Regions from separate parts of the Homo sapiens genome. Here regions 1, 2, 3, 4, 5 and 7 are each linked to region 6. A link is a loop called in an ENCODE intact Hi-C map of the cell type or tissue named here. Cell type or tissue: IMR-90. All regions are shown on one strand.

The links. A loop is a pair of places that touch in the nucleus more often than their neighbours do. Peaks named below come from ENCODE experiments on the same cell type or tissue, not always from the same donor. Only the 100,000 strongest peaks of a DNase experiment are listed, where the experiment ranks them.
Region 1: it touches region 6 in a loop (4-fold over the local background); 31 of 110 quality-filtered maps call a loop at or near these places.
Region 2: a loop joins it to region 6, with 5 times the contacts of the local background. A loop is called at or near these places in 14 of 110 quality-filtered maps.
Region 3: a loop joins it to region 6, with 3.0 times the contacts of the local background. A loop is called at or near these places in 10 of 110 quality-filtered maps.
Region 4: it touches region 6 in a loop (9-fold over the local background); 107 of 110 quality-filtered maps call a loop at or near these places.
Region 5: it touches region 6 in a loop (12-fold over the local background); 12 of 110 quality-filtered maps call a loop at or near these places.
Region 7: it touches region 6 in a loop (7-fold over the local background); 107 of 110 quality-filtered maps call a loop at or near these places.

Annotation. Positions count from the first base shown.
Region 1 is chr4:183,396,552-183,400,551 of GRCh38, reverse strand. No RefSeq gene overlaps it. Among named protein-coding and RNA genes, the nearest start is that of CDKN2AIP, 46 kb to the left of the region's middle. RefSeq lists an enhancer at 1,808-2,599. In IMR-90, a CTCF peak has its summit at 1,694; a DNase peak (open chromatin) is centred at 1,731; H3K4me3 peaks cover 513 bases.
Region 2 is chr4:182,483,290-182,487,289 of GRCh38, reverse strand. All of the region lies in intron 3 of TENM3 (teneurin transmembrane protein 3), which reads right to left. Among named protein-coding and RNA genes, the nearest start is that of TENM3, 240 kb to the right of the region's middle. In IMR-90, no CTCF peak of the experiment used is centred here; no DNase peak of the experiment used is centred here.
Region 3 is chr4:183,097,109-183,101,108 of GRCh38, reverse strand. It overlaps WWC2 (WW and C2 domain containing 2), which reads right to left and starts at 1,852. Exons shown (of 23, transcript NM_024949.6): 1 at 1,487-1,852. The coding sequence starts at 1,617. It overlaps WWC2-AS2 (WWC2 antisense RNA 2), which reads left to right and starts at 1,910. Exons shown (of 1, transcript NR_024008.1): 1 at 1,910-4,000. RefSeq lists a silencer at 2,799-3,093 and an enhancer at 2,799-3,093. In IMR-90, CTCF peaks have their summits at 1,130 and 1,944; a DNase peak (open chromatin) is centred at 2,018; H3K4me3 peaks cover 2,842 bases; H3K27ac peaks cover 2,579 bases.
Region 4 is chr4:182,936,575-182,940,574 of GRCh38, reverse strand. It overlaps LOC105377577 (a long non-coding RNA gene), which reads right to left and starts at 3,150. Exons shown (of 3, transcript XR_939536.3): 1 at 2,995-3,150. In IMR-90, a CTCF peak has its summit at 2,287 (motif pointing left); no DNase peak of the experiment used is centred here.
Region 5 is chr4:182,804,765-182,808,764 of GRCh38, reverse strand. No RefSeq gene overlaps it. Among named protein-coding and RNA genes, the nearest start is that of DCTD, 110 kb to the left of the region's middle. RefSeq lists enhancers at 1-65, 194-1,132 and silencers at 2,212-2,261, 2,282-2,371. In IMR-90, a CTCF peak has its summit at 2,233 (motif pointing right); a DNase peak (open chromatin) is centred at 2,224; H3K4me3 peaks cover 642 bases; H3K27ac peaks cover 285 bases.
Region 6 is chr4:183,260,574-183,264,573 of GRCh38, reverse strand. WWC2 (WW and C2 domain containing 2) reads right to left here. Exons shown (of 23, transcript NM_024949.6): 11 at 3,042-3,664. Among named protein-coding and RNA genes, the nearest start is that of WWC2-AS1, 22 kb to the right of the region's middle. In IMR-90, CTCF peaks have their summits at 1,957 (motif pointing right) and 2,506 (motif pointing right); a DNase peak (open chromatin) is centred at 1,923; H3K27ac peaks cover 1,475 bases.
Region 7 is chr4:183,071,936-183,075,935 of GRCh38, reverse strand. All of the region lies in intron 2 of LOC105377578 (a long non-coding RNA gene), which reads left to right. Among named protein-coding and RNA genes, the nearest start is that of WWC2-AS2, 25 kb to the left of the region's middle. In IMR-90, a CTCF peak has its summit at 2,193 (motif pointing left); a DNase peak (open chromatin) is centred at 2,185.

The sequences.
Region 1 (4,000 bases), 140 kb before region 6:
TCCCAGCACTTTGCGAGGCCAAGGTGGGTGGATCACTTGAGGCCAGGAGTTCGAGACCAGCCTGGCCAACATGAGGAAATCGCATCTCTACTAAAAATACACACATTTGCCTAGAGTGGTGGCACATGCCTGTAATCTCAGCTGCTTGGGAGGTTGAGGCACGAGAATCGCTTGAACCTGGGAGGTGGAGGTTGCAGTGAGCCAAGATTGTGCCATTGGGCAAAAGAGTGAGAATCCGTCTGGAAGGAAGGAAGGAAGGAAGGAAGGAAGGAAGGAAGGAAGGAAGGAAGGAAATTGAGCACCTTTTCAATTTGCTTATCCTCCATTTTTAGTTCCTTCTCTGAAATGTGTGTTTACATCTTTTGTCATTAAGAGTTTTGGGGATATTAGTAAACTTAGCCATTCATTCCTAATAAGTATCATGAATATTTTCCCAGTTCTTCAGTTTTGGTTTGGTTTTGTTTTTTTGGAGACGGAGTCTCAGTCTGTTGCCCAGGCTGGAATGCAGTTGCACGATCTCGGCTCACTGCAGCCTCTGTCTCCTGGGCTCAGGCCATCCTCCTGTCTCCAGAGTAGCTGGGAATACAGATGTGCACCATCGTGCCTGAGTAATTTTTGTTGTTGTTGTTTAGTAGAGACGAGGACTTGCTATGTTACCCAAACTGGTCTCCAATTCCTGGGCTCAAGCAATCCTCTGTGCTGTACCGCGAGTACTTCCTCTTTTATTTTTTTTAAATAAATAGAGACGGGATCGCACTGTGTTGTCCGGGCTGGTCTTGAATTCCTGGCCTCAGGCGATCCTTTGGGAGGCCGCTGTGGCCTCTCAAAGTGCTAGGATTACAGGCCCGAGCCACCATGCCGGGCCCCAGTTCTTCAGTGGTATATTATTTTATAGCCAACCTAGGTTTAAAATTTTGTATTTGGTCGGGCTTTTCCATTTTTTCCCCTGATGTTTTCTGGGTTTTGTATCGTGCTTACAAACAGCTTTGCCTTCTCATTACTCTACATTGATGCACCCGTATTTTTGTCACGGTTTCTTATTCTCGTGCGCGTGCACAGTGTTCGATGCATTTGGGTGCTGCGTGGAAGGCGTGCCCTGCTCAGCGACAGAGCCTGGGCGCGGGCTTCCTCCAGCACAGGGGGCGAGGGGCTTGCCCTGGAGTCACTTAGCCACCGCCTGAGCTTGGGCCACTTCCTCCACCACTTCTATCTGCATTTCCTCATCTGTTAGATGGGCTAACAGTAGAACCCACCTCAGAGGAGACTCTAGAGGTCATCGTGGTGATCCGCACCAGCTTAGAGCTGAGCCTGGCCCAGAGTACATGCTGAATCTAAACGCTCAGTGTTATGTTGTGTTGTGTTGTGTTGTGTTGTGTTGTGTTGTGTTGTGTTGTGATGTGGTGTTGTGATGTTATGTTATGTTATGTTATGTTATGTTATGTTATGTTATGTTATGTTATGTTATGTTATGTTATGTGTTATCATGCACCATGATAGGTTTGAATCCGGGGGCCAGCGTCCCCGGTCCCGGCGCCTGGCAGCGGGAGGTTCTGGATGGAGCCGCAGCAGGGTTGCCCCGCGGGCTGAGAAGCCCTCCTAGCTCTGCCCGCGGCCGCGGCGGACCCGGGAGACGCCGGACCTGTGGCGGGGTGAGCGGGGGCGGGTTCACCGCAGGCGGGGCGAGGCTCGCTGCCATCGCTAGGAGGCTCTGTTGCCGCTAGGACCTTGCGATCTCCGACTTCGGGGCTTGCGGGCTGGTTCTCAGAATGCAGTCTCTCCCGGGCCCGGCGGCCTCTTCAGCACCGCGGTCCCAGTGGGCTCGGCGTGCTTTTTAAATAAAGGAAATTAAACACACACGCTCTCTCTCTCACACACACACAGAGTGCTTAAATAATTAACAAATCGAGGCTTAAGGACAGACATTTCCTGGCTTTGGCTGGGTGGAAGCCAGCCACTAAGGCGGGGGCTGGTGAGCTGCCGCCCCGGGAGGAGCTAGGGGCGCACGCCACGTGCGGGTGCTCGGGCCTGCACCCCTGCTCGGGAGACCTGGAGCGGAGCGAGCGCCCGGGCTGCCCAGGACCTGGCCGTCTGGCACTTCCTCCGAGTTTAGGGTGCGCTGAGTCAGCTGCGGGGGCCAGCGGGGGCCAGTTAGGGGTCTGCAAACCAGCAGTTCTCGGCCTGTCCTCTTTTGCTGACACTCGCAGCCTCTGCCCACGTGGTCACTGTTGCCCCAAGGTTTCTGCTGTGCCGGCCAGCACTTCCTCTTTTTCTTTCTTTCTTTCTTTTTTTTTAATTTAAATTTTGCCTTTTTGAAAAAAAGAGAGACAGGGTCTCGCTATGTTGGCCAGGCTGGTCTCAAACTCCTGGCCTCAAGTAATCCTCCCACCTGAAGCACTTGGTTTGTTGCAGCGACTGATCGCCTCTCTTCCTCTTCCCCACTTGGTTCGGATGGTAAAGTGCATCCTCCCGAGGCAGCCTGGGCTGGAAGGCTCTCCTTCAGGGGGCCCTGCCCTAATTACCCTAACTACCCTCATGTCTCACGCCTCTCTGGTCCCCGTGGCTGCCAAGCCCCCTCGGAGAACCCAAGGGCGCCTGCAAGTTCTGCCTCCTCCAGAGCCTTCACAGCGGCCTGGGGTCCCCCTCTCCCCTCTTTACTGAGCAGCAAACTTCTCTGCTCTTTCCTGAACGCCCCAGTCTAACATGCTTGGCTCTGAGCCTGCTCTTCATTTCAGTGTCCACTAAGCAGACACACCTATATGTTATGGCTGGAAACAGGCCGCATGTCTTTATTAGAGGGCAGGAGGCGGTCGTTCCTGTCTTCTTTATTAGGTTGTATATGCCCATCTCCATCGCGCCCAGAGCATCCTGCCCCGCTGAATCTTTCTAGTCGACTCTTCTCTCAAAACTCTGTGGCTAAATTCTCTTTAAAACCTGTCCTTGTCCCAGCTACTGGGAAGGCTGAGGCAGGAGATTCACTTGAACTCGGGAGGCAGAGGTTGCAGTGAGCCGAGATGGCGCCACTGCACTCCAGCCTGGCGACAGAGCGAGACTCCGTCTCAAAAAAAAAAAACCCAACAACAACAACAACAACAAAACCTGTCCTTATGCCCTCAGATAGGGTTTCTCACTCTTGCTTCTCTGCACATCCTCTGAGGCCTGTACATTCTATTACTATTATTATACTAAATTGGTAGTTATTGAGTTACTTGTCTGTTCCATTTCCTAGACTCTAAGATCCCACATCTTATTTATTTTATGATCTTAGTAAGATATCTCACTATATGGATCTTTGTATCTCCAGGACCAAATACAGTGCCTGACCTTGGGGTCTCTCTTTTCTTTACATTTAGAATCTTCCTTCCACTTCTTATACCGTACGCCTCCCCTGCCTCACTCATTCTGTTTCTAGATGTCTGGTCATGGGAAAGCCGAGCTTCTTAGGGACTGCCATGGGGAGTGTGAGACTGCAGGGATTCTCCAGCTGTTTGTGTGAGTGTTTGTTTCAAGGGCACAGCACCTAATTGATCATAGGGATCTTGTCCAGCTGTTGAACACGTCTAGAAAAACAAATTAAGGCAGAGCAGACCAGAAGTGCATTCCATCGTCAGCCCCCAGAATAGGTGTAGCACCTGTCATAAATCCCAACATGGCTCCCGGCACTTCCAGATAGTGGCTGTCCTTGTCTCTGTGCATGGGAGTTTCTGTAGCAGGAGAAAGGCATGGCTGGGTGGGAGAACGGGGTGGCATAGTTTCCTCAGACCAATTTTAACATTAGCCTAAGGAAAATATTGTAAATAACTAAGAAGGTGGGATAATGCATTTCAGAACCAAACCAAAACGATTATCTTAATTAATCAAGAAGAATTGTCTGTATGATAGATATGATGAAACCAGTCCAGGAGGAGGAAAGAACTAACTGATCTGGAGGAAGAAAGTTAGGACACAGAAAGTGGAAACAGAAACAGGAAGGAAGTGGGAAGTGTCAGCTTCTTCAATCTGA
Region 2 (4,000 bases), 780 kb after region 6:
ACCAGTTTCACACTTCATCCCGGGCTTTCCATACAGGTAACTTTGGTATCAGATAAGAGGAACATAAAACTATATTACAACACTAGTTTGCAGCAGTCATAAAAAGGGCTAGCTATGGCTGTTTCTCTTCCACATTGTATCCCACACTCTGGTGACTCACCAAATTCTAGAAACCACGTGCAAGAATTAGCGGGTTAAAGGAAATGTCCGCTGTGGAGCTCCTTTAACACTGCTGACATTCAGAACAAAGTTATGATACCGAGTGAGATGTGGTACTAGATGACTCACATAGAGGAAGAGAAAAGAGAAAACAGGGGGTCTCGTCATGTAATACAATGCTTTGTTCCGTTTCTTTTGCCAGGAACTGGATGTCTTTCTAGCTTAGATAACTAACATCATCTGGAAGACCCCCAAGGGACTAGACTCATCTTAAAACCATTTTAGAAATTTCAGTTTCCTTAAGGCCAAGGCAGTGTATATTGAGGGTTATCTATATTAAGCTTAGCCCTTTACAATAAGACAATCTGGACCACAACTGGATCACCCTCATGCCCTTGTCTGAGAAGGTAAGACACAGTCCAGATGGAAACTCTTCAGGCTCTCCTGCAATAAAAGTGCAGCATATGGGGGTTCTAGCTCTGCATTTTTCTGTGGCTTTTGTGATCCTGGACCTTACATAAAATTTCTATTACCAAGATTTTTGTTGATTTACTTTGATCAGCTTAATTCTTTTTGCAAGTAACTGTTCATTATATGAGAACAGCATTGACTATTTTAGGTAACTAGTTGTGTCAGTGATTGGCAGCTATAAACTGTTAATAAAATCATGCTCCCCATTCCTACAAAGGAGGTGTCTCTGGGATGTGGCCATCCAGCCAGTTAATATAGTTCCTTGTTTCCCTATATTTTAAAGTTTATTTATTATAGTAGCTCATATTTCCCATAGGGATGACCACCCACCCACCCTCCCCCCCACACACAATTAAAATACTTCTTAAGAATGAAAGGTAACAAAGTAGAACCTTTTTCTTTTTTAAATCTTTTTAAAAGTTTATTTAAAAGGGTTTTTAAAAGCCTGGATGCTTAAAAATCTTCCAGTGGCTTTCCATCTACTTCCAGATAAAGTCCAAATATCTCAGTTTGGTTTCCATCTTTATGGTTATTCTTCCACACCTGCACTCTGATGGTTTTAATCTATGTGCAGCTCCCTGACACTGTCTTCCGGCTCCAGCTTTGGACATGCTACCTACTCTGCAAAACCGACACCACATATGTCCCTAGCTCAGCTTTCCTTCTCTTCATTGCTCAGGTATCAGCTTAAACGTGATTTCCTCCAGTAGGTCTCTATAGAATCCCCTAAGGTGGGTTAGCTGCCCATCTTCTGTGCTACCATTGAATCCTGTACATAAAACTGTATAAAACCAGTGTCATACTCTACAATCTCCTGTTTCCTTGACTGCATTTCTGAATCGACTATAAACACCTTGAGAACAGGGATGCTGTCTTTCTCAGCATTGGATCCCAACAGCTCACATGGTACACCTAACACCAGCATTTGCTCAATAAAATATTACCGAAATACTGGTTTTTCAGATTTTAGTTTAAAATACCAAATTCCAGAAACCCACAGATAAATCATATCAAACTCCATCACACTTTTTTGCTTCTATGTTCACTATTTACCTCTAAAGCAAAGTATCAAATATTGAAAAATTTAGTGAGACTCCAGTATGTATTTATAAACATACTGTATGTATGCATATATGTGTCACATACAGTATGTGAGACAAATGTATTTATAGTTACTTGGTTAAATTTATTGATTGCTTGGTCAGGATTGAAATTGGGTATAATTGCATGTTACTGGATGAGGATGATAAATTGATATATAATATCCTTTGTTTTGGAGTCTGAAAAAAAAATTTGTGAAGTCATCTGAAATGTTCATTTCCATAAAGTTGCCATTAGACAAAGGGATCTCTGTCACTCTTTTAAAATTAACCAGTTAATACTCTTACAACTCCAGTATCAGCAGTTTTGCTGATGCATTTGTAATGAAGGGGAAAATGTTATATATACACTTATGTCACTCCTAAAAATACAAACGAGGACAGGGCTGTGAAAGCCATTTGCACATCCATTACCAGAAAATACTGATTTATATACCATACCACAATTTTTCAGTGCCTGCAAGGAACATGGTATACCTTTATTTATAGGAGGTATAAGATAAAATGTCTTCTTGAAAGTTTTTGAATTATTAATAAACTATGAAAAACAGATTTATAATAAAGGTACTATGTATCTTTCTAAGTTAAAATGAAACATCATAAAATGTCTAACATGGCTTAAAACACGGAGTATCTGTGGCCATTAGAGAACTATTAATTTAGTAGTGTATATTAAATGATAATATTTGCATTATCTACTGTACTGAATTTTTTAACAAGTTAATTTTGTCTTATAATTCCATAAATAAATTAATTCAGACATAGTATCAACTCAAGTAGCTTTCATGATCATTAACAGTAAATCACACAATTATCAGTAACTCTAAGAAGGACCAATTTGCATAACTTTTAATACATTTTGAAATGGGTACTCCAGTTCAGAAATAACACGACAGCTTTTCTTTATCATTAATTTATTTAATATTAATATTCCTGAATCTTTCCTGACATACAAAATTTTAACAAACAATTCTCATAGGTAGGCACACAATCATTCAAAATTAATCGTATTCAAAGGGTAATTCATATCAACCAACTTCTAAAACTTTCTCGTTTTCCCCATGTATTAAAAATAACCACATGGAACAAATAAGGTAAAGTATTACCACTGTTCTGTCAGCTGTGAAAGGGAAAACAAGGAAACAGAGCCTATAAAATTGATTGGTAATAGTGCACTCTATACACATGAGAAGTATGGTAATGATTCGGAGCATTAAGTGTTAAGCCACACTGCCTGGGTTCAAATCCTAGCTCCACAACTGACTAGCTGCATGACCTCAGGCCAGTTACTTCATCTCTTTTTCACCTCATTTCTTGTAAAATGGGTGGTAAAAATAGTACCTATTTTATCGGATTGGTGTAAGGATTAAATACACTCATCTATGCAGAGTACTTAGAACAGTACCTGGCACTTGATGTTTGCTGCTATCATCACTTATTTGCTACTGTGTGGGTGTCTAGTCATTGTCATAAATGCTAGAAATAACTTGATAGTAAGAAAGCATGAGTCCCGCTCTCATGAAAGTAACAGGCCGATGTGGTTCGGGTTTGTGTCCCCACACAGATCTCATGCAGAATTGTAACCCTGAGTGCTGGAGGAGAAGCCTAGTGGGAGGTGACTGGCTCATGGGGGAGGACTTCCTTGTCGTTCTTGTGATAGTGAGTGAGTTCTCGCGAGATCTGGTTAAGAATGGGTAGCACTTCTCCCTTCACTCTCTTCCTCCTGCTCTGGCTATGTAAGACATGCCTCATTCCTCTTTGCCTCCTACCATGATTCTAAGTCTCTTGAGGCCTCCCCAGCCATACTTCCTGTACAGCCTGTGGAACTGTGAGCCAATGAAACCCCTTTTCTTTATAAAGAAAAACTACCAGTATCAGGTAGTTTTTTTATAGCAATGTGAGAACAGACTAATACACAGACATACTAATGGATATACTGACAATCTTGTTATATTGCTATACCTTCCTAGACATACCTCATTGTTGAGATATATGGGATCACACATTGCTCCTTTTGTTATTAGTATAGTAGTTCCATTTCTAATTTCTAGAAACAATGGTTAAATCACATCTAGGAGAACTGGTATCAAATGACCCTAATATTTGAGAAGCTGAGTTGCTTGATCCTTTAGGCTCTTACATTAACTATGTGACTACAAACTAGCATCAAGTCATTGGCTTGCAACTGTCCTTCAATATGGCATAAAGTGCTGGTATTAAATGATAGCTCTGGAAAATGGTACTGTTACATAAACATAAACACACACCAG
Region 3 (4,000 bases), 160 kb after region 6:
ACACAACTGTAAAAGTCAAATATTTATACAGGTGCCTTAAAAGCCGCAGTTGGGTGCACACCATCAGCACTGACATTTACTATCTGTTAAGTAGTTTCAAAGTGCAATAGCATAAGTCAAATAACTGGCTTGGAGCGTGAAGTTTATGACAACAACTAGCACGTCTGGAGACACTGGGAAGGTGTGATGCCTGTCACAATTTTCATCAGGCCAGCAACAGGCAGCCAGGCTGCGGCAAGACCGAACCTCAGCACAGGTGCCTTTTCTCATTTCAGGAGGGAAACCTAGGCCCGTAGCTTCACGGATAATTGAACAAGGATTGTTCCATAAATTTATAATGTTATTTATAACTTTCTTGTAATTGCCTTTTAGTAGCTTTCAAAAACAACATTTTTAGGGCAAAAGTAACTGAGATTATAAAGTAGTTAGGTATTTCAGCTTCAAATTGAGAAAAGGGAAAATGTTAAATAGGAGAAGCACCTAAAAAGTATATAAAGCCCAAAGGGCCACATTCAATAAAGTTATAATTTTCAGAAATGACAAAAGTCCAAATGTCGAAGTTATCCCTGGTGGCACGTTATTTAAATTTACAATTAGGAATATCTCCTTAATGGATAATTTACAAATTTATAATTAGGAATACCTCCTATTATTCTTACAATAATTCTAAGAAATTTTAAGGGTAAAAAAAATATGGGACACAGAAACATTTGTGAACCTTCAGTTCCTGAACCAATTTAAAAAACAAAAAACAAAGAAACCAGGCTAAGCTCAAATCAGAGTGCCTCAATACCCAACGTTAATTTCACTACATCTCCCTTCCAAACACAATATGCCTGTTCCCGATCTGGGAGTCGGTTCAAGTTTTCAGGTGAAGACTAACGACAGACAGCGAAACCCCCAAACGCGCGTTTTTAAACTCTGAGGGGCAAAGTCAGTCACACCCACTAGCAGGGCCCGGCGGGGGGCGGGAGCCCCTTCCCAGCTCGGGACCTCCGGCCAGTCTGGGCGCCCCCGCCAAGAGCTCGCAGCCCAGGCTCCCGCGCCAAGGACGGCCTGAGGGATGCCACAGGTGGCCCGGAGGGCTCGTTCCCCAACTGGCAGTGAGGCCCTAGCCCACCCCCGCCGCCCAGAGGCCGAAGGTGTCCTGCAGCCTCCACGTGGGCACCTCGAAGCCTAGGGAAGTTCCTAACAGGGCTCAGGTGGCCCCTCGGGTCCGTTAGCCTGGCGCGCGGCGTCGGCCCGGGGCAGCGACTCCAGCCTTGCCTCGGGGCCGGGTCCCCGGAGGGGCGTCGGGAAGCCGGTGGGCGGAGGAGCCCGGGTACGGGCGGCTCCTCGGCCCCGCCGGAGCAGCCAGCCCCACATCCCTCCCGGGACCCCTCGGGGCACCGCGGGCCGGCGCCGCCCCAGCCCCCCGCGCGGCCGGGTCTCCGGGACAACAGCCGCCGTGTCCGAACGGGCCCGCGCCCCCGCGGCCGGCGCCCACCTGTCCCGGGGGTCGATCCAGCTGGTCCTCCTGGTGTTGTGGTCAATGTAGAAGACCTTGCCGTCGTAGTCCCTGGCCTCCTCCCAGCCCCGGGGCAGCGGCAGCTGACCGCTCCCGGCCCTCCTAGGCATGGTCGGCGGCCTCGCCGGCGAGCGGCGCCTCCATAGGTACCGGGCGCGGGACGCGGCGGGAACGCGGCTGCCGGGCTAGGCTGCCAACCCGCGACGCGGGCGCCGGCGAGGGGCTGAGGGGCGCAGGGCGCGGGGCGCGGCGGAACCACGCGCGGGAGGTGCCTCAGGAAACGCTGTTCGCGGCCCCGCTGCGGATCAGTCCACCATGTCTGCGTCGGAGCCGGCGAGCGAACCCTCCTCCCCCTCGCCGCCGCTGCCTCCGCCTCTTCCTCCTCCTCCGCCCCGTCCCCCTCTGGCCGCCGAGGGTCGCGGCGCCCAGGCTGCCGGAGCCGCCGCCGTCTGGGCTCGGATCCGGGAAGCTGCGGCGCTGCCGCGGCAGCGGCGGGCCCCTCATTTGCATGCGATTAGCATGCGCCCGCCCGCCTCATCTGCATGCGCATTCCTCGCGCCGCATTCCTGAGCTTAACCCCGCCGCTGCCGGCGTCGCCGCACCAGCTCGGACGCACTGCCCCGCGGGGCCGCGGCTCCAGGTGGGAGGAAGGCGGGCGAAGGAATGTGCGGCCAGCTCCCTCCCCTTGACCCCAGATAGCTCCCCTGGGCCAAACGCCGAGAGGTTTTAGAGTTTCTGGACGGGGAAGATTGCAAAAGTCTCCGCAACCTTCTCAACCTCTTTCGTCTTCTAGGGAAACCACAAAACTTTCGAGAGGAAAGGGGTGGCGGGCGGGGAGCTCTCCTCCGGAGAAAAAACCTCAACAAGCGGAGAGGGCACAAAGGCTCCCCACGCCGCGCCCCGAGCCCCTCCGGCACCCCAAGGGCGGTCCGGGGTGGTGGGAAAGCGCCAAGCCCTGGGAGTGCGTCGGTGGGTCCGGGACGGCGGGGCCTCCGCCAGGGCTCCTGGCCCTCGATGACCTCGGCTGAGACCGCGAGCCGCGCGGCGGAAAGCGGAGGAACTCCCGTCCGGCCCTGTAGCCGCCCGCACCGCGCCCCGTCACCCGCCGCCCCTTCGCGTCCGGGCGCTCCAGCCGCGGGGCCCCGGAAGCTCCTGGTCCCTGGCCTCCCCTGCTTGGTTCGGGGCGGTTGGCCGTGGACGCGCCCCGACTCTAGTCCCTTCCGTCCAGCCGCCCGCCCCAGGATGTCCCCCCACCGCAGCCCCGCCGTGGCCAGGAGGTGTGGGCGGCCACGCCGGAGGGACCCACGGCGGCGCCGGACGCCCGCCCTTCCTAGGCCCTGGCCCGGCCGGGGTGGGCCGGGACGTTCCCTGTTGCATAGGCATTTATTTATTCAGCAGCTACTACGTACGTGCTGGCCCGCACTGCCGAGGGACCGGACGCCTGCCCCAGGCGGGACAATGCCGGGTGCAGCGCTGGCGGGGCCTGGACGCCAAGCTTCAGGGTCCCCAGCCCCTCAGTCAGAGGGGGCGCCTCCCAGGCCCTGGACTCCTCTCCAGCCGGGTCTACACCACCGTCCCCCGTCATCTTCTTCTGGGTTACTGAGCAGCTTCTTTTAAAATAGCAACACCGAGGAAGGCCCCGAAGCCCAGTCTTGCACCTCGTGGTGTGAAGTCGTTTAATCCTGCCCGCTAATGCGTAAGGACTTTCCACCGTGTGCAGGACTCCGCGCTGGGCAGGGGCTCTCGCAGGGTTTGAACCGACCTCCGCCTCCCCTGCGGGTTCACAGGCCTGCGAGGAAGTCGCGTGAAGGAGATTCGCTACTGTGTGAGGCTGGCCTGCGCGGCGTGGGCAGTAGCTGTCCGGGGCTGGGGACAGCTTTCGGCTCCCCAGGCCATCCCGTCGGGGCATCTGCGGCCAATCTCGAAGGTGGAGAGGCTCAGGGTTGGAACAGACTTCACGGAAGGGGTCCTAGAAGAGGAAAGGGGTCGTGTTTGCCCTTAGAGCAGTCTGGGCGTGAAGCGGAAACTTTAAACCACCAGAAACTCTGGAGAGCTTGGAGCACCTGGGAAGGAGCAACCAGAGTGGGCCGGAGGTAGGGAAGGAAGGCACCCACGGCGAATTTGCCCGCTTTGACCGCATTTAGGGCGGCCGCTTGTGCAGCCAGCCTTCTGGAAGGTAGGCTTTGCGCTTGGTGAAGAGAAGCCCCCACCTCCGGATCTGTGTTCCGCCCCAGTCCATTCATCAGGAGGTGATCACACAAGTCAAGCTTCTCTAGTTCCCGGTGGAATGAGACGCCCTGGTGGGGTCTTAAGGTTGAACGTTTGAATACTGTAAAAAAGATGGGACCTGCCTACAATTAATCTCTCACACTACTGAGCGAATGTGCGTTGTTTTGGACTTCCCTAAATTGGCCCAAATGCATAGCCAACACTTGAATTGCGGTGTACTAACAACATCATTCAGCACCAAACCAAACCATTCTTATTTAAACC
Region 4 (4,000 bases), 320 kb after region 6:
TGCATGTTAGGACTTCGACATGGAGAGATTTTGGGCAGACACCAGACACAATTGACTGAAGAACAGTGTGTTTCCTCGTAGTTTTTTTGTTTGTTTGTTTGTTTGTTTGTTTTTTGAGACGGCGTCTTGCCCTGTCACCCAGGCTGGAGTGCAGTGGCATGATCTCAGCTCACTGCAACCTCTGCCTCCCAGGTTCAAGCGATTCTCGTGTCTCAGCCTCCAAAGTAGCTGGAATTACAGGTGCCCGCCACCACGCCCGGCTAATTTTTGTATTTTTAGAAGAGATGGGGTTCACCATGTTGGCCAGGCTGGTCTCGAACTCCTGACCTTAGGTGATCCACCCACCTCGGCTTCCCAAAGTGCTGGGAGTACAGGCGTGAGCCACCGCGCCTGGCCCCACATGGTTGATTGAACTTGATGATTTTCATGAAGAATATTTTGCAGGTGATGCTGTGTACTTCCCATTACCTCAATTTGTCCCATTATTGGTGATGCTAAATTTGTTCACATAGTTAAGGTGGTGTCTGCCAGATTAAACCGATTATTAATAGGTAATCTATGAGGGTGGGAACACAACTGAGCTGAAGATTCAAGCTCAAGTCATGATGTGGAAGCTGACCTAGAAACACTGGTAGGAGGTGGGAAAGGGACATAGGGAAGCAGCACGGCCAGTGCGGGCTGGGGCGTCGAGCTGACTGTCACAGGGTGCTGCAGCTCAGTCCTGCTGGGACCGCTGGGTCAGTGTAGACTGGAACGAGGACCCCCTGGCTCTGGCTGTGGGCCACTGGAGCGGAACTTCTACCCTCCCCTGCCAGCAGACAGAGCTGGCTCTTGACCAAGGAAAGCCCTCGGAGCTTTGGGCTTGTGTGCTTCACAACATCAGGGCTCAGGACCATGGCCAGGCCGTTGGCAGCATCTGCTACAGTGACCTTGTAAGCTTCATTTGTGGCTGAATAGTACTCCATTGTGTATATGCACTAGTGTACATTTTCCTATCCATTCACCTGTTGATGGACACTTAGGTGGCTTCCAAATCCTGGCTATTGTGGATACTGCGGCAGTAAATACGGGAGTGCAGATATCTCTGGGCATGTCGATTTCAATTGCTGTGGATATGTACCCATATATGAAATTGCTGGATCACGTGGTCATTCTATTTTTTGTTTTTTGAGAAACCAAATTGCTAAGAGAGTAAATTTCTAGTGTCTCACCACCAAAATAATAATAATAATAATAATAATAATAATAATAAGTCAGGTGATGGATACGTTAATTAGCTTGGTTTAATCATTTCACATTGTATACATGCATCAAAAAATCACAGTGTCCCCCATAAATGTACATATTATCTGTCAATTAAAAACGAAACACTGAGCCAGGCGCAGTGGCTCATTCCTGTAATCCCAGCACTTTGGGAGGCTGAGGTGGGAGGATCACAAGGTCAGGAGTTCGAGACCAGCCTGGCCAACATGGTGAAACCCTGTCTCTACTAAAAATACAAAAATTAGCCCAGCGTGGTGGTGCACACCTGTAATCCCAGCTACTCGGAAGGCTAAAGCCGAAGAATCACTTGAACCTGGGAGGCGGAGCTTGCAGTGAGCTGAGATTGTGCCACTCTGCTCCAGCCTGGGAGACAGAACAAGACTCCTAAAAAAAGAAAAAAAAAAAAGAAAAAAGAAAAAAAAAGAAACACACGCACACACACACACAATGAAACCCTGTCTCTACTAAAAATACAAAAAATTAGCTGGGTGTGGTAGCAGGCACCTGTAATCCCAGCTACTCTGGAGGCTGAGGTGGGAGAATCTTGAACCCGGGAGGCAGAGGTTGCAGTGAGCCGAGATGGTGCCACTGCACTCCAGCCTGGGCACCAGAGCAAGACACCGTCTCACGCACACACAAAAATAATAATAATAAATTAATTAATTAACTAAATTAATTTTAAAATGTTAAAAACACCTTAATTTACGAGCAAGTTATATAGACCTCAGCTACTTTATCTCTAGCCATGCTTTCAGGAGTTTTCTCTGTATAATATCCTGCTTTGTCAATTGCAGCTCATTTTGGTTCCATATTTTTGTGATTTTGGGAACTGGAGTTAATAAGGGGTCCACTCCTCACATCCTGCGGATTCTGCGTTGTCAGTTACATAGGAGGGAACAAGGACGTGAAATGAAATTCCTGAAAATCCGAGAGGGAACGTTGAGGGCGAGGGCACGCGACAGCGGGCCTGGAGTGTGGCCTTGCCCTCTGCCCAGGCCGGCTGCAAATCTCTGCTGCCCCCTGGAGTCCACGCTGAGCACAACCCTGAGTGTCCTTGAAGTCTGAGTCCTGTCAAGGACCGAGTTGTGTCCCCTTCCGCCAAAATTCACATGTTGAAGCCCTAACCTCTAATGGAACTGTATTTGGGGATAGGGCCTCTAAAGAGGTAATTAAGGTAGAAGAAGGTCTTATGGTTAGGACTTAATCTAATATGACAGGTTTCCTTAAAAGAAGAAATTAAGACAAACAACAGAGACCTGGTCAGGACAGGGAGGGAAGGCAGCTGTCTGTCTGCAAGGCAGGCAGCTGTCTGTCTGCAAGGCAGGCAGAGAGACCCCAGGAGAAACCAACCCTGCCGACACCTTGATCTTGGACTTCCAGCCTCCAGAACTGTGAGAAAATACGTCTGTTGTTGAAGCCACTGGTCTGTAGTATTTTGTTATGGTAACCCCAGCAAACTAATACAGGGCTGCTTTGAGCTCTTTCATTCTCTGTTCTCTTTTTCTCATCTGTCTCTATATCTACCTTTTTGTCACACTCTTTGAACTTTAAGAAAGAGATACTTTACCTCCAGCCTCTAAATCTCTCTTGCTGCCTGGGAGGTAATTTACTTCTAAACATATCCAATTTTTCTTTGTCTTTCCAGTCTTTAAGAAAAGGGGGCAGGATTTAGATAATAAGTAGATCTTAAGTAACATTCTTTTCTTTACCTTGTATTATTTTCATACTCACCCTTTCCAAAAACTAGGTTCCTTTGTGGCTTGAGCTATGCAGCTGGCTCTCAGGTCAGCCTGCAGGACACGAGGGCAGGAGGTGGGTGTGTTTGCATCAGAAAGAACATGCTCTCACTGTGACTTCACTACAAACATTAGTCTTAAACAGTGCTTCTCAAATAGTCTGGGAGGGAGGACCTGGGATTTCCCCACGATCTGTACCGAATCTATATTTTTTGTCAAATAAGATCAAGGGATTTCTAGAAAAAAAATGAAGACATACAAAATACAGGTCCCAGGTTTTTATTATTAGATTCAATAGACAGAGAATTACTCTGTCCGATTGCTTTAATTGTTTCTAAACGGTTACTTTCAATGTCTGTACTTTTCACACACACTCAACATGCAGTGCAAAGACAGACACTGGTCTATGGAGCACGCTTTCAAGACAGCTGGCCCAAAGGGTGGTGCCAGTGATTTCCATTCTTTCTCATTGGTTTTAATAATCTCACTCAGAGTCAGCTGAGCTGTGTGTCTGGAAGAACTTCTCCCAGACTTTCTCTCTCTTTTTTCTGCCCCCTGCCTTCCTGTTGGGGTTCATCCCACTGAACTTTCCTTCATGGTCAAGGCTGGGGAGAAGGTGGTTATTCCTGAGGGTTCCTGGGGAGACCTGCAGTGCTCTAGAAGTGCAAGCTCAAGTTTCTCGGTTCCTCTGAGTGGAGCGTCTAGAAGATGGAACGCTCTCTTGCTCTATGACAGCCTCTGCCATATTTGACTCTTTTTTTTTGAGATGGAGTTTTGCTCTTGTTGCCCAGGCTGGAGTGCAATGGCTCGATCTCGGTTCACCGCAACCTCCGCCTCCCGGGTTCAAGCGATTCTCCTGCCTCAGCCTCCTGAGAGCTGGGATTACAGGCATGCACCACCACACCCTGCTAATTTTTTGTATTTTTAGTAGAGATGGGGTTTCTCCATGTTGGCCAGGCTGGTCTCGAACTCCTGACCTCAGGTCATCCACCCGCCTCAGC
Region 5 (4,000 bases), 460 kb after region 6:
CACACATACACATACGTGCACACTCACATGCATACACTCACACATGTGCGCGCACATTACGTACTCACATCCACACGCACACACCCACCCACATGTGCGTGCACACACACATACACAAAGGCACACATACACGTGTGCACACTCACATGCATATACTCACACACGTGCACACACCCCACACATATGCACACGCACACACACACAGAAATGCACACATACACGCACTTGCAGGCACACACGCACATGCACACACACATGCACACATGCGTACACAGATGCGTGTGTGTGTGCACACACATGCAGCGTCTTGGCACGGGAAGTGGGGAGGGGCGGCTGGGGACCAAGGTCTGGGTTCACTGTAAAGATGGGGAAACCAAGGCGCAGAGGCCAGTGGTCATCTCCGTCTCGGCAGAGCCAGCCTGAGGGGGTCTCCCACGCTGGGCTCCTCCCGGCTTCGCTGCTTCTCCAGGGAGTTGCTAAGTGTGATTAACTGGAGCACTAATTGGCAGAGGCCGCAGAAAGAGCCTGAGTGGTGGCGAGGCGAGTCCTGTTGCCCTTTGATTTACAAGAGCCCGGGAGCCTGCCGTCCGCCGTGTAACAGGCGCGAGAGGAACCGGCAGGCAGCCGCCTCGGAAAAGGCCAGAGCCTGGCTCCGGCGCCTCTCGCAGGCAGCGCCATGGGGTGGCGGAGTGGGAGCCAGGGCGAGGGACTCAGGTCGGGAGCAGATGCATGGGGCCTCCCGATCTGGGACTGCCAGCCTGTGCTTACGACCCAAGAACTTGTGTTTAGGACCGGGTTCCCGAGCAGCCCCAGAGCCAGACAGAGTTGTCACAGCAGGCGAGGCGCTCGCTGCTGCCGGTGGAGAGCCCCTGCCTCTGGCTTCGGCAGAGGCCCAGGGCGGGAAGCAACCTGGCTGAAGGCCACAGGCGGTGGGGGCAGCATCCGCAAACCCGGGGCTCCAGACCTGGTGCAATATTTCTCCTAGTGCCACAGCCCACAGCCTCCTTGGTGATATATGTGTGTGTGTGTGTGTGTGTGTGTGTGTGTCTGTGTGTGTGTGTGTGTGTGACAGAGAGAGAGAGAGAGACAGATATCTCACTCCGGGCCTCCTGGTCATCCCGGCTCCCAGTGGGCAGGGGAGCGCTTTGCCCTCCTGGTGAGTGGGGAGGAACGAACTGGGCATGGGCACGCTGGGCTCCAGCTCAGGGAGCAGGGCCTCTCCCGTCATCCTGCCACTGCTGCCAGCGCCTGGCTGATCTATCTTGGTGTCCCGTTAGTGGCCCTTTGGGATTTCCCATGCAGCTGTGCCTGCTGCTTCCCAACCCGGCCTTTATCTAGGTGATATTTTGGCTTTCCTGAGCCATCTCCGGCCTTACTCATTTCAGCGAGAACCCGGGTAGGAAAAAGGGCCTATATATTGGCCTCCCAAAATGCCAGCGGGCTCACTCACGGCCGGTTTCTGAAGGCAGGACACCAGCAAACAGGCTGCTATATGAGATTAGCATCCATTGGCTTCTCTGGGCGACAACCCAGGGGCAAAAGGTTGAATCCCTCCCCACTTCTGCGCCGCGGTGGCTTTCGTGGCTGCCGCAGGCTTGGGTAGAGGAGGGAGACTGGATGTCACCGCTGCAGGGAGGCCAGGCCGAGGCGGCTGGGGAGCTGCGGGGAAGCGGGAGGGGGGGCGGCTTTCGCTCTTCCAGGCTGTCACTCCAGCACGTTCCGTGAGAGCCCAGCTCCCTCAGAAATAAAAATGCCACTCTGAATTTAAGTGATCCGTTCTTCCGGGACATTCTTTCCAGCGACAGGACTGTTAACATGAAAAGTAAAAGGGAAACAATATGATAGTTCAGAAATCACTGTTTTCAGGCGCTGCGGAACTCAGCCCGCGGACGATTCCCGGGAGGAAGGGCCTTATTTCGATCTGTGAGTGAGAGCAACGCGGCATGACAGTGTCTGCTCGACGTGCAGGGAAATCTTACCCGAGCCACTTTGGCAGGGCCCAGGCCTCGGTGCGGCGGTGCTGAAGCAGAAGTCTCCGCTTTAAGTGTGAAACTCGGAGGGCAGAGCAGAGGTGGGGAAGAGAGGGTCAGAGAGCCGGCCCCGCCGCGGTTGGGGTGGAGAGTGGCGAGCGGCGAGCGGCGGCGCCTTCTCTTCGGTTTCACCTCGGTTTCTGGCCCGGGAACTGCCCTTTTGGCGTGCAGGACTTTCCCTACCACAGCCGCGCGTCACTAGGGGGCGCCGGAGCCCTTCCTGAAATCGCCGCCATCCCCTGCAGGGCCCGCCCGGGGATGCAGGAGGGGGCGTCCCAGGACCCCTGCCCACGGGGCCGCCGGATGTTGGGACGGCTTTTCCATGTCCGCAGAAGCCGAGTCCCAGGAACCCCAGGGGAAGGCCAGAGGGAAGCCCCAGATGAGGGAGGACTCAGGGAAGGGTGTCGTCTTCCTCTCGCTACCTCCCGTTCTCTGCCTTGGGTCACCTCTGTGTTCTGCAGTGACCTGTCACCTGTCAATGCTCCAGACTGAAGTTAAACGCCAGGCTTGATTTTTTTTTTTTTTTTTTTTTTTTGAGCTTGGAAATCATGTCATAGCTGAATAAAGATATTTTACAATCTGCTTGTTCGTTACCTTTTGTCAATAAATTAAGAAACTGGGGATGACAGACTGGCTCTAGGTCCTTTTGAGATCCTGAGTCATCAACGTCGCCCTGGCCCACCGAGGGAGCCCTATGGCATTCCTTCCAAGCCTTAAAGGACAGAGAGGGTTAGATTCAACCTGACCCATTGCAACGAGAGAGAGCGAGAGAGAGAGAGAGAGAGAGCGAGCATCGTGGATGCAAAGATAGTTCTGGGGACGATTTTTGCAGAATTTTCTCTGGAACAGGCAGACTAGACTTTCCCTAGTGTTCGTGTGGGAGGAAGGTGTGGGATGGGGCAGTCTCCAGCCTACGGTCATTAACCACGGTGCAGAAGAACTCCAGGTTGAAGAGAGCCTGGTGAGCCTCCTCACCGACCTCCACTGAGCGCCCCATTTTCAGCCTTTCAGTCACGCCCGAGAATTTGTCATTTTAAGTCCTTGGGCATTTATGCTCCCCGCACTCTCCCCTGATAGAGTTCACTTGTGAACATTTTTAAAAATTCATTTTGACCCAGCGGACCGCTTGTAAATCCTGACAGTTGTGTGCAGCGAGCTATGCCATAGAGAAATGGCCGCTGTGGCTGGAATTCAGGAAATCTCTGCACACAGGTGGAAGAACGAGATTTCCCTGCATAATACAGGATGAATGCCTGTGGCCAGGGCTAAGCGTAGCTCACAATTCACCCTGTAAGCAGGGGGACTGTTACCAAGCCAGTCTCTTGCCCTAAAAGTGACAATTTATGCTTCTAATTTTAATTTTCCTGAGCTTAGATCCCAGAAGGATTTATTAAATTTGCTTTGAGGAACCCATTAACTCTAAACTGAATAATGATGTTACTCTAGGCTTAGAATCGGTTGATAGTAAATTCTCTATCCACGGGACTCTAGGAATCCCGTATTCCTCCACGACAGGATTCTAAGTCGGTTCATAAATGAAAAGGTTTACTCAATTTACCTAAAAGTTATTAGTAATTAACTAACATCAAGAGACCATTGCTTGCAGGGGTGGTGAACAGCAAATGAGAAGTCTGGCAAACAGAGGACATTCATTATGTGGCTTAAATGAGAAGGTAGAAAATTCAAATGGCTTATCAGTACCTGTTTGGTACTCTGGCTTAACTCTGTGGTTAAAATGGGTGATAATGAGTTATAACTCATTTTTATTTTATTTTTTCATGGGTCTAGTAGGATGTTCAAAGCCAGATGAATAACTTATGGAAAATCTAGGTAAACAGCCCAATGGTCTTTCTTTTGGAAATGATGGAGAGTCAAACTTGGCTTACCTACACAGAAGGGCGTGAGGAGCTAGAAATACTGGCAGGCAGAGGGGGCACTCAAGGCATCTGTTTTGTTTAGTGTCGGCGGAT
Region 6 (4,000 bases):
TTTCCACCTCTTTTGGTCTCCCCTTCTCTCCACATGCCATATCCTACATCTCCTGTGCTACTATTCTAACAGAAATAAAGAAAAAATGTCTTTGACTCACAGGAACTCCTCACCAGCCAATACCATTAAAAAACTTTTTGTGCTACTGAATCTTTAGTACCAATGACCACTTAACTTTTATCTCGAACTCATATTCATACACCAGCATCCTGCAGTGAGCAAGGAACATTCATTTAAGGCTGTGCTCTGTACTGTAATGAGCTGCAAGCCTGTGGTGCTCTTTCATCCTCCAGTGAGTGAGAGTGAGCGCAGGGATCTGTATTGGTATGCATTTTGGCCCCCTTCTGAGCCGTGACTTTACATCTTGTGAAGATGTTTAAGTTTTAAGGCTTCAGATTACAGGATTGATTGCTGCATTTTCCACTTTATTTCTGGCAGTGGGAATGCTTTTTCCTTGATGATGAAGTGCCTTCTCTCCGCCCACCCCCCTTTGTGAAGGGTGAAGGTGATGACATGATTTATTGATTACCCCCAGGAATAACCACAGCAGCCTGAAATTGACTTTGACAATGACAGTGACTGACTGCGGAAGGCCTTTGCAGTTATTCCAACGTGGTTGGTGTCATCCAGCAGGGACTGGCACTGGACAGCAAAGTTTACGTAAAAGGGACTTGACTTTACCTGCCTAAGCCTCTAGAGCACTGAGGGAGATGACAAACGTCCCTGATAGGGAGCCACCACCCCACATGCAGGGCAGACGTCCCCTGAAAAAAAGTGCTGGTGACTTGAAGATAATTCATCTTTCCTTTTTTTGAGACAAGGTCTCACTCCTGTCACCTAGGCTGGAGTGCAGTGGTGCAATCTCAGCTCGTCGCAGCCTTGACATCCTCCTGCCTCAGCCTCCTGGGACTACAGATGTCTACCACCATGCCCAGCTAATTTGTGAGAATTAGCCTTTATGGTTAAATATACGCTTTCACTTGTTTTCAGACATGCAACTGAATATTATCTGCAATCAAAGCTCTTGGATGTATTTTCTCTTAGGGTAACTTTTTAACAGCAGTTTTCTAATATATGCATTTAAAAAGTTAAAAACTGTTTCACAAAGGTTCAGAGATACTGTCTCCATCCACAAACTTTTCAGACACAGCAAGACCCAAGTGTCAGGAGCAAGGCATGGGCCAACCAGACACACTTGCAAGACAGGACTCCCAGACCTCAGGGTTACTGGGTGGGTGACAGACTTTAGGCAACTTTTTCCCTCATCACTCTCTCCCCTCTTCTCCAGCATCCAGCCTCACTTACTGCCCCTCCAAATTGGCTGAATGTTAGAAGTGGTCACTAGATACCACTCCAAATACAGGAAGAGCAAAACTACCTTGAAAGGTCAAAAGATGTAAGTTCAAAGCACAGGAAGGAACGCTGGCACAGAACATTCCATTTTCTTCTCTTTCTTCTTCTCATAGCTTTCCATGGTTTACAGTAAGAACTGTGTTTAGCCAGAGTTTATTACTTATCATCATCACTGTCACAGAGTACTAATAATTACCATGAACTGTGTGCTGAGTGCCAGACACGGTTAAGTGCTTCACATGTTATCACTGCATTAAATCCTTCAGCCTGACACAAGGATTACTGTAGCAACCCCATTTTGCAGATAAGGAATCATAATCCTGAGAGATTGGGTAGTGTGCTTACCCAAACACGTTGGTGACTAAAATGTGAGTGGAGGCTTGGCTGGTTCCAGGAGTGGTATGCACCCCCTAACACACACACACACACGCACGCACGCACGCACACACACCGTACTCCTTCCCAGAAGCAGTGGTGAAGGCCCCACGCGGCTTTCTGTTTTGTTGGGGCCATTATGTACACACACCATTCCCCTGGTTATTTTCTTTGTGGTTATTTCCATAACCTGCTACTTGTAGCTTTGACATCTCCCCAGGAGAGGGCGCACAAACCACACAAATGTCTCATGGGCCCTCCCACAGGCCCAGGCCACTGACAGGGCACAGCACTTGGCTCTTCAGTATTTGAAACCGTAGAAACAAGGTGGATTTGTCAATGTCTTTACATATCTGAATTGGCCAATCAATTACTCAGAATTCTTAGGACCATACATACAAATAAAAATGCTTCTGGGAACAGGAAGAGAGCACTTCTAAAGAGCCCTGCCCTGTTTTGTGTGGTCAGTAAAACATGTAGCTGTGAACAGGACAGCTGTAGATGAGCACTGGGGCTTTTATTTCACATTTTGTCTCAAGCTAGCTCTGGAACAGATCATCCTCCTCAGACCAACAGTGATCATCTGCCAACAAGGGAAACATCTTGTGCTCTTTACAATCATATCTAACATATTCAAAGTTCCTGCTTTGCAAAGGAAAACAAACAAACAAACAAAAAAATGATATTTTTCCTGTTTCTGTCTTTTTGAATACAAATGCAGGCCTAAGAACTACAATCTCTAGTAATCCCTTCCCGGGGCTGCAACTGTTAACCTGGCCAGAAGGTGGCAGGGTAATACCATACACTGCAACCTGCTGTTTTAAATTAACTTTTCGCCAGAAAAGGAGTCTGGCTTGAAACAAAAACTGTATTTATATAGAATTCCCTGAACAATCTAAACACTGAACCTTGGTACTAATTAGCTACTATGTTAATTGCCTTGGTTTTAATCTGTTTTAGGCCAACTTTTAAAAGAAAATCCTCTTCTTTGCCTTGCTATTTCAGAACTGGAATCTACTTGGAAATATGTTCACAACATATGTTCCCAGTCAGCTACCACACACAGAGTGTCTCTGGACAACTGAGCAGGTACTAAATGATTAAGTCTACTAAATAGGGAAGGTAATTTTTATTTGATAATGAAAAATATCTAGGTATATAAATAAAAGCTCCTTCTTAAATGAAGCCAAAACGATTACTCAAAAGAAAGAGAAGGGGAATCATACCCTTTGTTTATATGGAAAAATAATGCTCCAATCATTCTCCTTAAAATCACTAACAGGGAATACATGAAAGCAAAGGGCTGCATTTACCTGCAGTTCCTTCATATAATGGCTCCCTAGCACATTCATTAAGGTCTTTATCCTCTGAAAGAGACTGGGAGGCTCCTCCTGAATCAGAATCCAGCAAAATCTGATTTTCGATGAGGCTGATATCTGCAAAATGGCTACTCAACTCACAGTCTTCAAAGTCAGCAGTGAACTGATGGAGAGAGGCATCATGAGAAGAAGACATGGGAAACGTGCCTTCCAAAACCAAGGGAGAGCCTGGAGGAGACAAGGAGGAAAGGGAGGACCTCGAGGACAGGGAGGCCACAGACTTCGGGGCCTCAGCCAGTGGAGGAGTGTGGCCTGTTGCTGCAGCTGCCACTCCACAGAGTCCACTCTGGCCAGGCTGGCTAGGGGACTTGACCACCTCGTTTTCATGGATGGTGGTGATGGGTCCAGAAGGAATGTAACCGCTTTTCTCTTGCAGAAGGAAGTCCAGTTTATACTGATAATCCACATCTATCTGATCACTTTGACTGCTGTAATAGAGTTCGGTGGAACTGAGGGAGTTGAGTGACCCTCTGCTGGAGGTGTTCAGAGAGCCCCGACTCGATGCCAGGGAACCCAGGCTGCTCCCAGATGACATGGACAGGGTGCTGGCAGAGAGGCTGAAAGACAAAAAGCACACACCATAAAATCTGTTACAAAATGGAAAACCTAATCACAATCTCTACTGGCTCCTTCAGATCTGCAGAGGGAAGAAACCTGCTAAAGAATGGAATCAATGGCCAGGGACAGAGGAACTCCCTATATTACGGCCGTGTGTCAGTTAACGACCTGGTCTAGTTCTGAGAAATGCATGGTTAGGTGATTTCATCACTGTGCAAACATCACAGAGTGTACTTACACAAACCTAGACGGTACAGCCTACTGCACACCCAAGCTATGTGGTATAGCCTATTGCTCCCAGGCTACGAACCTGCACAGCAGTTGCTGTTCTGAAT
Region 7 (4,000 bases), 190 kb after region 6:
TCCCCTGAAATCCACACAGACTTTCCAAATGCCTGCTAGACATCATGAGGATATCTTGCTAATATACCCCCCACCAAGCTCATTGTCTTTTCATCCAGATTTTTCCTCCTGCTTCTCCTCCCTCCCTTAATGCCTTTATCATTGCCTTAGTGACCCCTGCTATGAAATCAACCATTGTTTCCTTCTCTTATCACCCTCTTTCCCCTAAGCCCTATAACTCACTTCCCGAAGTTTCCTTTACTTTTCACTCTTTCCCCATTCCCCGCTACACAGACCCAGGATTCATCTCTTGCCTAATATTTTTCAATTTCTTCCTAATGATTTTCCCTACCTTGGGTTTCAGATCTCCATTTTTCAGGGATTTTTTCCCCTAAATTACAAATAATATTTTCCTCTTGAAATATCTTACTGATATTTTGTTGCCTAATTTAACAAATAAAGCCCCAAATTACTCCCACTGGCATTCGTGATTTCCATGATCTTTTAAACATCCTTTTCAGCTTGAGAGGATATATTTTGCACAAATTGTGGCTTCCACAAAATCACCTAGTACACTTTACACTGACTGCTGCCGTATCAGACTAGTGCAGAATCAGTGTAAATTGGTGATCCTACAAATAGTAATCAGAGTAATCATTTATCTTCTGCAAATATTAATAGGTCACCCTTGCCTTCTGTAGATTACAACACTTCCCTTCAAAGTAGACCCTATACAGTGAATGAAACAAAGGGGAATTCAGATTTTTTAGTAAGTGCTTTTTTTTTTTTTTTTGAGACGGGTTCTCATTATGTCCCCCCGGGCTGGAGTGCAGTGGGCAATGGGGCAATCATAGCTCACTGCAACCTTGAGCTCCGGGGCTCAAGCAGTCCTCCCACCTCAACATAAGCCACTGTCCCCGGCCAATAAATACTACTTTAAACTCCATGGAGCTTCAGCACATCTTATCCAGATCACTCTGTAGGGCTGAGGATAATGGTTTGGGGGAATGCATCCCTCATGTATCTTAGGCATATTTCTAAAACTGCATAATCACCATGGCCATTTCTGATGGCCAATGCCCAGTGCCACTCCTTGGAAAATGTCAAGAATGTAAGACTCAGGTCTGTTGCAATGAAATGCATTTCCAGTGAGGCTAATGATCCTTATGTAAATTGTTGGAATTCTTGCGTGAATAACCCTTAGCAGTAATGGCAATGAAATGGAATCTCACTTTACTTTTCTTCCTGGGGGCTTCCAGACCCTCAGGTTCACCATTGCAAATGTTCAGTAAACAGAGTGCTGAGCGTAGGTGGAAAAGAGATCTGGGTGAGGAGTGCAATTTTGGGGTTTTCCACATCCAGGAGAGAAGCAGAACTGTACCAGTGGATCCATTGTCAACCATGGAGTTCAGGAGGGGAGGGCCTGACCCTGCAAGACGCACTCGGAGAAAGAATTCATGAAAAGTGATCCCGACCTTGCAGAGCAAGCATTGTAGTTAATCACACTTAGATAAAGGAGAACAGCGTATTTCTCAGTTACGTTTCCTGTCTTCTCAAGGGTTTAGCCAGATCTCCATCAACATAGCCTAAGAACATTTTGTTTTACTTTCTAATTATTTGCTTTAAACTTTCAAACTATTTTGGTATCATTCTTCAGTATGGGCAGAGAGAAGATTTTTTTTAAGGGTTTCTTTGGGGACCATTAAATATAGTTTTTAATCTGTTTTACTTGGTTTTTATTTTAGTAATGCTCAGAGGAATATTCATGTATGAATAAGCCTGAAATAATAAAGCTTGGACTAATTGTATTTTTGGGAAATAGGTCAATTCACAGCTATAAAAAGCAAAAGGCAACATGTAGTAGCAATAGTTCTATCTGAATGTCGGTCATCTAGATTATTGCTAGCTCACACATTCCATGTGTTTTTAACTTGATATTAATGGTTAGAAATGTAGCAATGTAGTTTTTTGGGTAATTTTTGAAGAATAATGACTTCAGGTTAAAATAGGTAGGGAGTTTGGGACCCAAATTCCATCAGTAAGATTCCTTCAGCCGTCCTTCACCTGATTTGAGAAAAGTCATACAAATTCTTACCAAATTATGAACATTTGACTAATGAACATCTATCCACAAAAATCTCCTGGTGGTAGATGGGCTTCTTTCCCATCCGGGTTTTACCTGGGACAATTGAGGGGTCACGAGATCATGCTGCCACCTGGTGGTCCACATGGGTAACTAACATCTACCCTCAAACGATTTTCTCGGGGGCAGTTCAGTTCTGCTCTGTTCAATAAATCTTCATTGAGCTTTCACGAAGGCCAGGCATTGTGATCCTTACCCAGGGGACAGACCTGTCTCTAGCTACTTTTCCTTTGTGTTTTTCCATTTATAATTCAGTTTATTTAGTCTCATGCAGTTGCTTTGTTGGCACTCATATTCTCTTAAACCCTCCTCTTCCTCCTTGCCTCTCTTAACCCGTTTGGCTTCCTTAGAAATGATAATTTCTCGCCGGGCGCAGTGCTCACGTCTGTAATCCCAGCACTTTGGGAGGCCAAGGCGGGCGGATCACGAGGTCAAGAAATCGAGACCAGCCTGGCCAACATGGTGAAACCCCATCTCTACTAAAAATACAAAAATTAGCTGGGCGTGGTGGCGCATGCCTGTAATGTCAGCTACCCAGGAGGCTGAGGCAGGAGAATTGCTTGAACCCGGAAGGTGGAGGCTACAGTGAGCAAAGATCTCGCACCACTGTACTGCAGCCTGGCGGCAGAGCCAGACTCTGTCTCGCAAAAAAAAATAAAAAATAATAATAAAAAAAAGATGATTTCTCTTCTTCTTTCTCGAGTTCTGTTTGTGCAGCAGTAGTGACACTAATCACAACTTTAAAGCAAACGTGTTATGGTCTTAGATATTTTTTTCCAAGGAAAAGGAAAAGGAAAATAATACATTTCATGATTTCTCCATAAACTCGTAAAGGCCTCAAAAAGGGCCCAGAGTTCTACAGAAGGCTCTTGTCGTCTTCTCATCTGATTGTGTGTCTACATTGCTTTTACCCACTTTTCCTGAGGCACCGACATTGAACAAAAAGATTGATTCTTGTTCTTATCCATTTTCAATTTTCTGGAAATAACAAATGTTGCTTTTTACTATTTTTCATCACAAGTGTGGACCATTTCAACTCATTGTGGGTTAAACCAACTTTCTTAAGATTATTTGTGAATACAATCATTTTTAATAAAATGGTTTTTAGGGAAAATTTATTCAGAGTTCACACGAGCAGCTTAAAAGCTTTTGCAATGCAGTCCACTTCAACATGACGATTTTCTGCACTTGAAAAACAGATAAATTAGAGGCTATTTTCTTTATAATAGAAAAAAAGTGTTATTTTATAGAATAATTAATCATGGAGTTTTAAATATGATCTTCTCATTACATTTAATTGTGATTCAATTGTAAAGCATTTAGAAACAGAAGTAGTCATAAATTTAGTGGGGGTAAACACAGATTGAACCAGGAATTATCAAAGAATTTGGAAGAATTATACAACTTAAGAATTTCGTTGGTTCCAGTAAGCGCTCACATATCTGAAATATCCTTGCCTGCAGTCAAAACAATGTGAAGACTAATTACAATAAGAAATACTCAACCTTCAAATAAATTCCTACAATTCTTTGTGGAATTGCTAAATCAAAGGATATGTACATTTGTAATTTTGATAAGTACAGTAATGCTAAATTTCCCTCCATAGAGATTAAACTAATTACATTTCTATCATTTATTTTTTAATCCCCAAAGACATCATTATTTTTGTTTTATACAGTCAATGTTTGTTAGATTTATCAACACATTTAGAGCTTCCTGTGTTCTTCATTCCTTCATCATTTCTGGCTCTCCATATGGGATCATTTTTCTTTTTTTAAAATATGCCCCTTAGAATTCCCTTTAGCAAGCTTCTCCTGGTCGTAAACTCTTTGTCTTCTTTGTCTGAAAATGTCTTTCTTTGTTTCCTTCCTGAAATAA